2 separate regions of the Homo sapiens genome follow, and region 2 is linked to region 1. Evidence: chromatin loops called from intact Hi-C (ENCODE). Cell type or tissue: adrenal gland. All regions are shown on one strand. Links, peaks and the distances in the headings refer to the core of each region. The heading gives the core; the rest is flanking DNA. Region 1 overlaps C10orf90 (chromosome 10 open reading frame 90). Region 2 overlaps FANK1 (fibronectin type III and ankyrin repeat domains 1).

Region 1 (5,382 bases), core at 266-5,265:
TTTTTTTTTTTTTTGGAAAAAAGTAGCCATGGATATTTTGATTTATTTTTAAATGAAGTAAATTTTAAAATGACTCTCCTGTCTATTTCTTCTTTTTCACTCATCTCTGGGTATTTGAATGTACAATTCCCCATGTATTTTTTTTTTTTTTTTTTTTTGAGATGGAGTCTCGCTCTGTCACCCAGGCTGGAGTGCAGTGGCGCGATCTTGGCTCACTGCAAGCTCCGTCTCTCGGGTTCACGCCATTCTCCTGCCTCAGCCTCCCGAGTAGCTGGGACTACAGGCGCCTGCCACCACGCCCAGCTAATTTTTTGTATTTTTAGTAGAGACAGAGTTTCACCGTGTTAGCCAGGATTGTCTTAATCTCCTGACCTCATGATCCACCCGCCTTGGCCTCCCAAAGTGCTGGGATTACAGGCGTGAGCCACCGCACCCAGCCCCATGTATCCTTTTTTTAAAAAACCCACATATAATGTGATGGAGATTGTCATGCAAAACAAGCCAACCATCTTCCCATGCCTGACTCTGAGGACACAAAGCCCCTCAGGTGGCTAAGATCACACACGCACGCACACACACACACACACACACACACTGGCCCTCCTGCAGCCATGTGGACTTGCCATGCCAAATGTCCAGCTAGTGGGGAACATGCAATTATTTGAGTCAGTAAATATTAGTCCTGCCCTGAAGAAAATAAAAATGCTACTGTGCTTGCTGTCACATCTTGGAATGAGCAAATACCCTGCTTCCAACACACATAGGCCCTTCCTCTCCAAAATGTGTTGTCTTGAGAAGACCAGCAGCCTCATGACTTGTCTGTGTTTCTCAAAGTGTGTGACCCAGATCACCTACATCACAATCACTTGAAATGCAGTTGAAATGCAGATGCCTGGGTGCCACCCACAATCTACAGAATCAATCTCTGGGGTCTGGGGAACTTGCAGTTGTAACATCCCAGGCCATTCTCTGCATGTTGGGATTTGGGAGCTGCTGTGGCAATTGTTGGGCATCCAGTTATGCCCTCAGGCCCCCAAAGCAAAGATTCTCTGCAAGCAGTGGGAGCTTAGCGGTTACATATATTATTCCAGATCCTGTGCAGCTCTATGCAAGGATTCATTGTAAGCATGTTCCATAATGAACGTCTAAACGGGGGCCAGGACCCTGTTAGCCTTCACTAAGTGCTGGGGTGTAGTCCATCTTCCATGTTGTATTTTGTAGTGCTTCACACATAACCATAATAGAAACAAATGAGTATAGACCTGGTTAGATGCTTTGTTAAAAATCATAGCATACTCTTTTGGACACATGAGCAATTTACTGTTAGGACAAACAATCTGCTGATTAGGAAAAATGAAACACCTTGGTCATTTAAAAATACTGGACAAAAACTGATACAACCGATCATTGAAATGCAGCAAAGCTACATGTGCCTTGGTCCAGTGTCCCCTGTCCCCCAATTCTGATAAGTGAAATCATCTGATTGCCATAGTGTTGGTCTGGGCAAACGTGGGCATTTGATTTTTTTTGATTGTTTGTTTAATGTTTGTGTGTGTGAGAGAGACGAAGTTTCACACTTGGTGCCTAGGCTGGAGTGCAATGGCACAATCTTGGCTCACCACAACTTCCGCCTCCTGAGTTCAAGCGATTCTCCTGCCTCAGCCTCCCGAGTAGCTGGGATTACAGGCATGTGCCACCATGCCTGGCTAATTCTGTATTTTTAGTGGAGACGGGGTTTCTCCATGTTGGTCAGGCTGGTCTCAAACTCACGACCTCAGGTGATCCGCCCATCTCAGCCTCCCAAAGTGCTGGGATTACAAGTGTGAGCCACCATGCCCAGCTGGGCATTTGATTTCTATTGTTTTGCTCTCTGGACCTTGACTTCCATGATGCCAAGCAGCAGGGAGCAACTGAATTAGAGTCTAAACCGGCAAATGTGGAGGACTCCAAAGGACCAAGGTAGGGAGGGGGCTCCTGGTAACCACCGTTGCTGTTTCCTTTCAGGACTACTGACTAATCTCCCACATAAACCTGTGGCCCCAAGTTCCAGCCACCTCCAGAATTCTGTCTTTCCTCTCCATTGAGGATATGAGCCTGTATTCAGGGGTTCCTGGGCTTGGCGGAGGTGGTTATCGAATTAGATGATCCCCGTTGACACATCATTAGATAAATTAAGAATAGATGCCCAGCAGAGAAAACCAATTCATGACTCAGGCCAATGTTTCCAGAACGTGTAACTTGTCATAAACATCTAGTTTTCCTGCCCTTCCTGCCATCTCTGAGCATCAGGTGTGCAGTAAAAAGCCTTGGACAAGACATCTGAGTGTTATGAACCCAGTGCTCTGGCATCCTGGTGGCCCTTGAAAGAGAGTTTACTGTCTATATTTCAATAGACTGCTTGAATAATCGGGATCTTTTTCTATTTGCAGGAGACCCTGGCATCACAAAACACAAAAATGATTTCATCCATAGTCATCTCCCAGATGATTGATGAGAATAAGTCAAGAGAAAACAGGGCCTCCTTGCCCCTACCGTGTGCCATTGCTCAGTCTCGTGCACATCACGCCAAGCAATCTCTGGCTAACCGCAGCGGAGTCAACATTCACAGAGCATTTGCGTTACTTCCGGGCAGATTAGGAATCCCGGCACCGTCAGATGAGCGAGGACCTGAGGCAGAGCTGCCGCCCAAAGAGGAGAGACCCTGTGGGGGCCCCCGCAGAGGGTTTGCATCCATCACCATCACGGCCAGACGCGTGGGCCCCCCAGCCCGCGCCCTGGTGTGGGGGACTGCTGGGGACTCTCTGTGCCCCAAGTGCAGGGCTGAGGACACACTGTTCCAGGCGCCCCCGGCTCTGGCCAATGGCGCCCATCCAGGTCGGCATCAGAGATCTTTTGCCTGCACAGAGTTCTCCAGAAACAGCTCCGTGGTGCGGCTGAAGGTTCCCGAGGCCCACACTGGGTTGTGTGAGAGACGCAAGTACTGGGTCACCCATGCAGACGACAAAGAGACCAGTTTTTCTCCAGACACCCCACTGTCAGGAAAGAGCCCGCTGGTGTTCAGTTCCTGTGTCCACCTCAGGGTGTCTCAGCAGTGTCCAGATTCAATCTATTACGTAGACAAGTCTCTCTCCGTCCCCATTGAGCCACCTCAAATTGCCAGCCCCAAAATGCACAGATCCGTCCTGTCGCTCAACCTCAATTGTAGTTCCCACAGATTAACAGCAGATGGAGTAGATGGCCTAGTGAACAGAGAGCCAATAAGCGAAGCCCTGAAGCAGGAGCTCCTGGAGGGAGACCAGGACCTCGTAGGCCAGCGCTGGAACCCAGGTTTACAAGAAAGTCACTTGAAGGAAACCCCATCGTTGAGGCGGGTGCATTTGGGGACCGGCGCTTGTCCTTGGAGTGGTTCTTTTCCATTGGAAAACACAGAATTGGCAAATGTGGGAGCTAACCAAGTCACTGTAAGAAAAGGGGAAAAGGACCATACAACTCATTGTCACGCCAGCGATCATGCCAACCAACTGTCCATTCACATTCCTGGCTGGAGTTACAGGGCAGGTGAGTGGTGCGTCCATCTGCAGGAGGGTGACCTGAGTAAATGTCCTAGCAAGGTGACTGTTGAGTGAATTTCTTATACAAAACTTATTCTAAGAGGCATTTCTCAGTAGACTTGCAGTGATCTGCTCTGCTCATAGTTGACAACTGATAGCTCGGCATCGATGTCTGATTGGATAGATTTTTTTAGTTGAGACTTTTGTAGATTGTAAGAGGCCTTCTGTCAAATTCTTGTTCCCAATAGTTCCAGACCATATGTAATGAGAAGGAAATGAGGGCCTCCAAAGGAAGTTAATTTACAACATGCCCAAATTGCGTTCCAAAAGAGGGTGAGAAGAATGAAATGCCATTCGCCCCCAGATGTTTCATCTCTCTCGCCAAACATCTGCGTGTTTGGAAGTGTCCAGATTTCTGTACTTTCTACTTTTCAAGTTAGCCTCATTGATATAAAAGCTAGACTGCAAAGCTTCATAATGGAGCGTGTAAGTGTGAATGTGTGTATGTGAATGTGTGCGTGTGTGCGTGTATAATAATTATAGGACATTTTCTAAATTAGGCAAGTCAGGGACTCTCTGTGCCAAATAGTAGTAGCAGCAGCAGCAGCAATTTTCTGTCCCCCTGGTTTTGTCTTCTGGGGCATCTTGACCAGGATTTGTTGCTGTTTCTGCCATTTCCAGGGCCGGGAAGAATTCCCAGGATGGGTTGCCCTGAGGACTCTGCACCTTTCTTGGGAAATCAAAAGAGGAAAGCAGGCATTTTTTGGAAGAAAGAGGCCAGATTTCTTTCTTTCTCTGTGTAAACTTCTGATTTTCAACTTTGCTTTCTGCAAGAGGCTCTGGTTTATGAATTACTTTCTATTTGGAAAAAAGTATTTAAAGATATTAGTATACAATTGAAAATGCAGGATATGCATCATAATTTTACGGTACAACTTTTATTCATTAAAGCTTTATTAATAAAAATGACTGTAAAACATTTAAAGTTATAATGTGTATAGAAATGTTAAATGATGTAATTAATTTTAACAACTGTATATATATTGAAATATTGAATGCTCAGAGATTTTTAAGGCAATTTTGGCATGGCTTTCAGATTGATTAAACCATTGAAATGCATGTCTTACAGACTTATTACAAGAAGGACAACATAAGCAGCTATCAATGTTCCAAAGATAAATCCCACTTTAGTGGTTAAAGAGATTGCTCAAGCTAAGCACTTCGTCTTCCTTATTGATGATGATTCCAGAAATACACCACTGCATTGTTGTATGTTACCCCAGTTAAAGCACATCCTCATTTTTAAACCATGTGTCATGGTGTGAAATAATAATTTGGATTTATAGTACTTTTCACCAAAGGCTCTTCATTAATAATGAGAGCCAGATCTCAAACACTCATACACTCATCTCAGAGGAGGGCAGCAAGAGTGTGGACACTTCCCCCAACTTACTTTTTGGCTTTGGTGGTGCAGAGAAGATTTTTGATTGTGATTTTGTGAAATGACTGCTCCTCTAAGGGATTATCTTAGGCAAATAGTATAAATTTATTCTGCATCCTGCAGGCCAACATCCCCCAGAAAAAGCACAGATCCCAAAGATTCACATGTGAAGCGTTTCAGTGGCTTTAAGCCATGAGGCTTCATTCTACCATTTGAGGAAAGAGATAGTCACAGACACCAGGGGAGTCTTGAATACCTTTTTTACAATTTCAGTAGCTTTGGGAGTACAAGTGGTTCTTGGTTACATGGATGAATTTTACAGTGGTGAATTCTGAGATTTTAGGGCACCCGTCACCCAAGTAGTGTATATTGCACCTAGTGTGTGTGTGT
Region 2 (5,382 bases), core at 292-5,291, 570 kb after region 1:
TGTTGTGGGTATTTCATTTCATTCATGTTTCATTTATCCTTTTGCTTATTTTTTGCAAAACCTATATACTATAAATATACATATGCACAAAAGGTATATACATCATTCTAGCTATACCTTTTGCAGTTTTCATTTTATATATCATATAAAATCACTCCCCATCAGTTCACTGAGATCATCCTATTTATTTTTTAATATAGTTGCGTGGTACTCCATTGTCCATACCATAGTTTATTCCATCAGACTCCTTCATATGGGAAATACCCTGAAATCTTAAAGCTTATACATGAAAAAAGTTGATAGAGGTCTTTCCAAATATGACATTCTAAACATTGACTCAATACCAAAAACAAGTTGTGAAGCAGAATCTTTTTGAAAATGTCTGTAATAAACTACGATCCAAATTAAAACCACAATGACAAACAGCTTTCACAGGTACTACAAAGTCTAAAATTAAAAGGACAGAAAATACCAAGTGTCAGTAAAGAGATGGAACAGTGAGATCTCTCATACAATCATGCAATGTATTAAAAGAACTTCCTTACACTGTGGGTGAGATTATAAGTCACGACCTTGAACAACTGTTTGGCAATATCTAGCCAAAGTCAGTCACATACATACCATATAACCTAACATTTCCACTTTTAGCGATACACTCAACAGAAATACATACATATGTTTACCAACAAACATGTACTAGAATGCTCATAGAGGTATTATTTTATTTTTTTTTTTGAGACGGAGTTTGGCTTTTGTTGTTGCCAGGCTGGAGGGCAATGGTGCGACCTCTGCTCACTGCAACCTCCGCCATCCGGGTTCAAGCGATTATCCTGCCTCAGCCTCCGGAGTAGCTGGGATTACAGGCATGCACCACCACGCCTGGCTAATTTTGTATTTTTAGTGGAGATGGGGTTTCTCCATGTTTGTCAGGCTGGTCTCCAACTCCCAACCTCGGGTGATCCACCCACCTCAGCCTCCCTAAGTGCTCGGATTACAGACGTGAGCCACCACGCCCAGCCTAGAGGTACTATTCATAATAGCCAAAAACAAGAAACTATACAAATGTTTATCAATACTGGAATAAATAAATGGTGCTATATTAATGGAACAGCAATGAGAAAGAAGGATCTTCAACTATCTACAACAATATGGATTAATCTTACAAACATAATGTTGGGGAAAATAAGTCAGATCCAAATAAGTACATACTGTATACTTCTATTTACACAGAGTTCAAAAGCTGGCAAAACTAACCCATGGTGTTAGAAGTCAGGGCTGTGGTTTCCTTGGCAAGCATGGAGATTGAATCCGGAAAGGAAGAAGAGGAGGTACTTCTGGGGTTGTGGCAATTTTTTTTTTTTTTTTTTTTTTTGAGACAGCATCTCGCTCCAGTGGGTTCACTTTGTGAAAATTCAGCAAGCCATAAACTTATGATATGTGCATTTTTCTGTATATCCTTTTTATTTCTATAAAAAGTTATGTTTAAATTTCAGTTAAGGAATGAAAAAAAGGACAAAAAATAAATCACTAAATTCAACTAAATACCTACAAACAAATGGAAAGACTATGATGGAAATCAGGATTATTGTCTTAGATTCAAAAGTGTCAAGCTATTAGGTCAAAATTATAGCCTTATGAAGTCTGGTGTTTGAGCTTTAAATTATACATTTTGCACAGTATTCTCTGATGTTTCCATTTGTCCTAATATAAAAATGTTTCTACATATATACTAACAAGTAAAACTGATGCTCCAGCAATATGTACCATGCTTTTCCTGTAGTTGAAAATCTACCATCAAACATGCTACTACCTAATGACGAATTCAGAGAAGGTAAAGAAAGTATGTAAACCTTTCCCTCACTGGTGGCCCTTATTAGCTTAAAAATGTAGTCTTCATATAATATAGCAAGACATTTATGCAAGTCTAACATTTTTAGACTAAAGAAAAAAGTGTAATTACTATATTAATAGAAAGACTTAATTATCTTTCTATTCCAGCCACTGAAGTTATTATGACAGAATTGTTATACAAAGGTAACATAATAACATGTAGCCAAAATATATAGGAGAAGATATTATAGAAATATATTGGACAATTAGTTAATAAATGTTATTTTTCAAATGTTATGACATTTGTGACATTGGTCAGCTTTTTATATTTTTAATTATACTTTTTGGCATTCTAAAAGACAGATTTATAATCTTTTTTGTGTTTATAATCAGCATTCTTTTTCTTAAAGACAACTCCCCAAACTGCTTCAGAATCACAAAATCTTGATTTGCCCCAATTGAGACTGAAGTTCCCAACAAGACTTTAGTTTCTTATCACATCAAATATATATTAGATGATAACCCTGCTGTCTTATACCACCTGGCAACTAGGAAGTAAGAGACAAAATTAGTTGAAGGAAGTCATTCATATATTCATTCATCAAGTAAATATGTAAGGCTTCTGGATGCCAGGTGCCATGTAAAGCTATGAGGATACAACAGTGAGCTCAGATGCGGCCCCTGCCTTCAGGAAGCTTATAGTTCCACAGGGCAGAGAGATAACAATCAGATAATCCCCAGTTACAAACTGCTGTCGATGCCACGAAGAAATATTATGAAGATGACCACAAAGTAAAATACAAAAATAGGCTGACTTTCCGTGAAGGAATGAATGGGGGGATGTCCCAAGACAGGGTGTCTCTATCAGAGTAGGAGGAGATGTCTGGAGAAACAAGCAGAGAGATGAAGGCCAGCAGCTCTGCCCACACCCCCAGGCAGAAGAGATTGGGGCATGCACAGCATAGCCTCCACCCTGCTGAACTGCAGCACTGAGCAGACCTGGGGAAGAAACAGCATCGTGCTGGGAGCCACAGCTCAGCCAGGCCCATGGCACCATCCTGCAGGGCAGGCACCAGCTGCTCCCGAGCAGCAGCAACTGGCAATTCTAGCAAGACACTGTTGTCACCTGATGATTCAGAGTTGTGAGGACAGCCAGACTGGGATAGAATCCTGGTTCTGCCACATTCCAACTGTCTTTCTCTTCGTGATTTGCAAAAAAAAAAAAAAAAAAAAAAAAAAAAAAAAAAAAACGGTAGGGGTACAGGTGGTGGGAACTGAGTTGCTGCATGCTAGGCTGTTAGGTGCCCTGCACAGAGCTCAGTACACAATGCTAAATAAATGGCAGCGGCTCTCATCATGGACCTCTCCCACCTCCTCCTCCAGTCTGTTCTGTCTCTTCGACTTGGTTTGGGGACCAGCCTTAATTCACGCAGGACTGGAATTCTGCCCACAGCTCAGTCCCCATAACTAGCCAGACATCCCGGAGCCTTCATCTGCCTGCCCAACATTGCCACCTACTGCCCAAGGCTGGATTCCCTTGGAGCCACGCTCAGCTCAGCCCTCAGCCAGTGCTATAAGGTAGATGCTGCCCCAAAACAGGCAGAATTATAATAATACGTGTTTAGGGATATATTCATGTACAGTAAACTATAAAGAAAAGCCAAGTAATAAAACGCAAACTATCTTTCAATTATAAAAACAGTCTTCCTGCTGCAGTAGAAGGGTCACTTTAGTAAAGAAATTAACATTTCTATTATGAAACTTTAAATACAGCACAATTTTAATATGTTTTTCTTCCACATCACATTATGTTGAAATTAGCTATTTAACTGATTGTATGCATTTTAAGAGCAGGACTGTGTTTTATTATACTTATTTCCAAAACCAAACAAAATATAGAAAAATCAACCAATGAAACTTGCAGATGCCAATAAAACAAGCCTCAATAAATTTAAGAAGATTGAAATTATATCAAGCACTCTCTCAGATAACAGTGGAATAAAATCGAAAATCAACTCCAAAACGAACCTTCAAAACAATGCAAATACACGGAAGTTAAGTAACCTGTTCCTGAATGAGCACTGGGTCAAAAACGAAAACAAGATGGAAATTTTAAAATTCTTCAAACTGAATGACAATAATGACACAACCTATCAAAGCCTCTTGGATACAGCAAAGGTGGTGCTAAGAGGAAAGTTCATAGCCCTGAACACCTAAATCAAAAAGATTGAAAAAGTGCAAACTGACACTCTAAGGTCACACCTCAAGGAACTAGAGAGCCAAGAACAAACCAAACCCAAACCCAGCAGAAGAAAGGAAATTACCAAGATCCGAGCAGAACTAAATGAAATTGAAACAAACAAAAAAGACGAAACATAAATGAAACAAAAAGCTGGTTCTTTGAAAAGATAAATAAAATTGATAGACCATTAGCAAGATTAACCAAGAAGAGAAGAGAGAAAATCCAGACAACCTCATTAAGAAATGAAACAGGAGATATTACAACTGACAACACAAATACAAAAGCTCATTCAAGGCTACTGTGAACACCTTTACACACATAAGTAGAAAACCTAGAAAAGACGGATAAATCCCTGGAAAAAATACAACCCTCCTAGCTTAAATCAGGAAGAATTAGATACCCTGAACAGACCAATAACGAGCAGCAAGATTGAAATGGTAATTTAAAAATTACCAACAAAAAAAAAGTCTAGGACCAGACAGATTCACAGCAGAATTCTACCAGATATTCAAAGAAGAATTGGTACCAAGTCACCCTAATACCAAAATCAGGAAACGACATAACCAGAAAAGAAAACTACAGACCGATATCCTTGATGAACATAGATGCTAAAATCCTTAACAAAATACTAGCTAACCAAATCCAACAACATATCAAAAAGATAATCCACCATGATCAAATGGATTTCATACCAGGGATGCAGGGATGGTTTAACATATGCAAGTCAATAAATGTGGTACACCACACAAACAAAATTTAAAAAAAAATGACATGATCTCAATAGATGCAGAAAATGCATTCGACAAAATCCAGCATCACTTTATGATTAAAACTCTCAGCAAACATGGTACACAAGGGACATACCTCATGTAATAAAAGCCATCAATGACAAACCCACAGCCAACATAATACTAAATGGGGAAAAGTTGAAAGCACTCCCTCTGAGAAGGGGAACAAGACAAGGATGCCCAATTTCACCACTCCTCAACATAGTACTGTAAGTCCTACCCAGAGAAATCAGACAAAAGAAAGGGCATCCAAATCGGTAAAGAGGAAGTCAAACTGTTATCGTTTGCTGATGATATGACTGTTTACCTTGAAAACCCTAAAGGCTCCTCCAGAAAGCTCCTACAACTGATAAAAGAATTCAGCAAGTTTTTCCGATGCAAGATTAATGTACACAAATCAATGTACCCAAATCAGTAGCTCTTCTATACACCAACAGCGACCAAGGGGAGAATCAAATCAAGAACTCACCCCCTTTTACAACAGCTGCAAAAAAACTAAAATACTTAGGAATATACCTAACC

The links. Peaks named below come from ENCODE experiments on the same cell type or tissue, not always from the same donor. Only the 100,000 strongest peaks of a DNase experiment are listed, where the experiment ranks them.
Region 2: a loop joins it to region 1, with 5 times the contacts of the local background. A loop is called at or near these places in 16 of 110 quality-filtered maps.

What each region holds. Positions count from the first base shown.
Region 1 is chr10:126,502,133-126,507,514 of GRCh38, reverse strand. C10orf90 (chromosome 10 open reading frame 90) reads left to right here. Exons shown (of 10, transcript NM_001350921.2): 4 at 2,430-3,558. It overlaps LOC105378549 (a long non-coding RNA gene), which reads right to left. Exons shown (of 3, transcript XR_001747637.3): 3 at 4,330-4,409. Among named protein-coding and RNA genes, the nearest start is that of LINC00601, 83 kb to the right of the region's middle. In adrenal gland, for the core only: a CTCF peak has its summit at 3,213; DNase peaks (open chromatin) are centred at 2,994 and 3,384; H3K27me3 peaks cover 345 bases.
Region 2 is chr10:125,932,423-125,937,804 of GRCh38, reverse strand. All of the region lies in intron 1 of FANK1 (fibronectin type III and ankyrin repeat domains 1), which reads right to left. Among named protein-coding and RNA genes, the nearest start is that of FANK1-AS1, 38 kb to the left of the region's middle. RefSeq lists an enhancer at 2,854-3,354. In adrenal gland, for the core only: a CTCF peak has its summit at 3,356 (motif pointing left); a DNase peak (open chromatin) is centred at 3,234.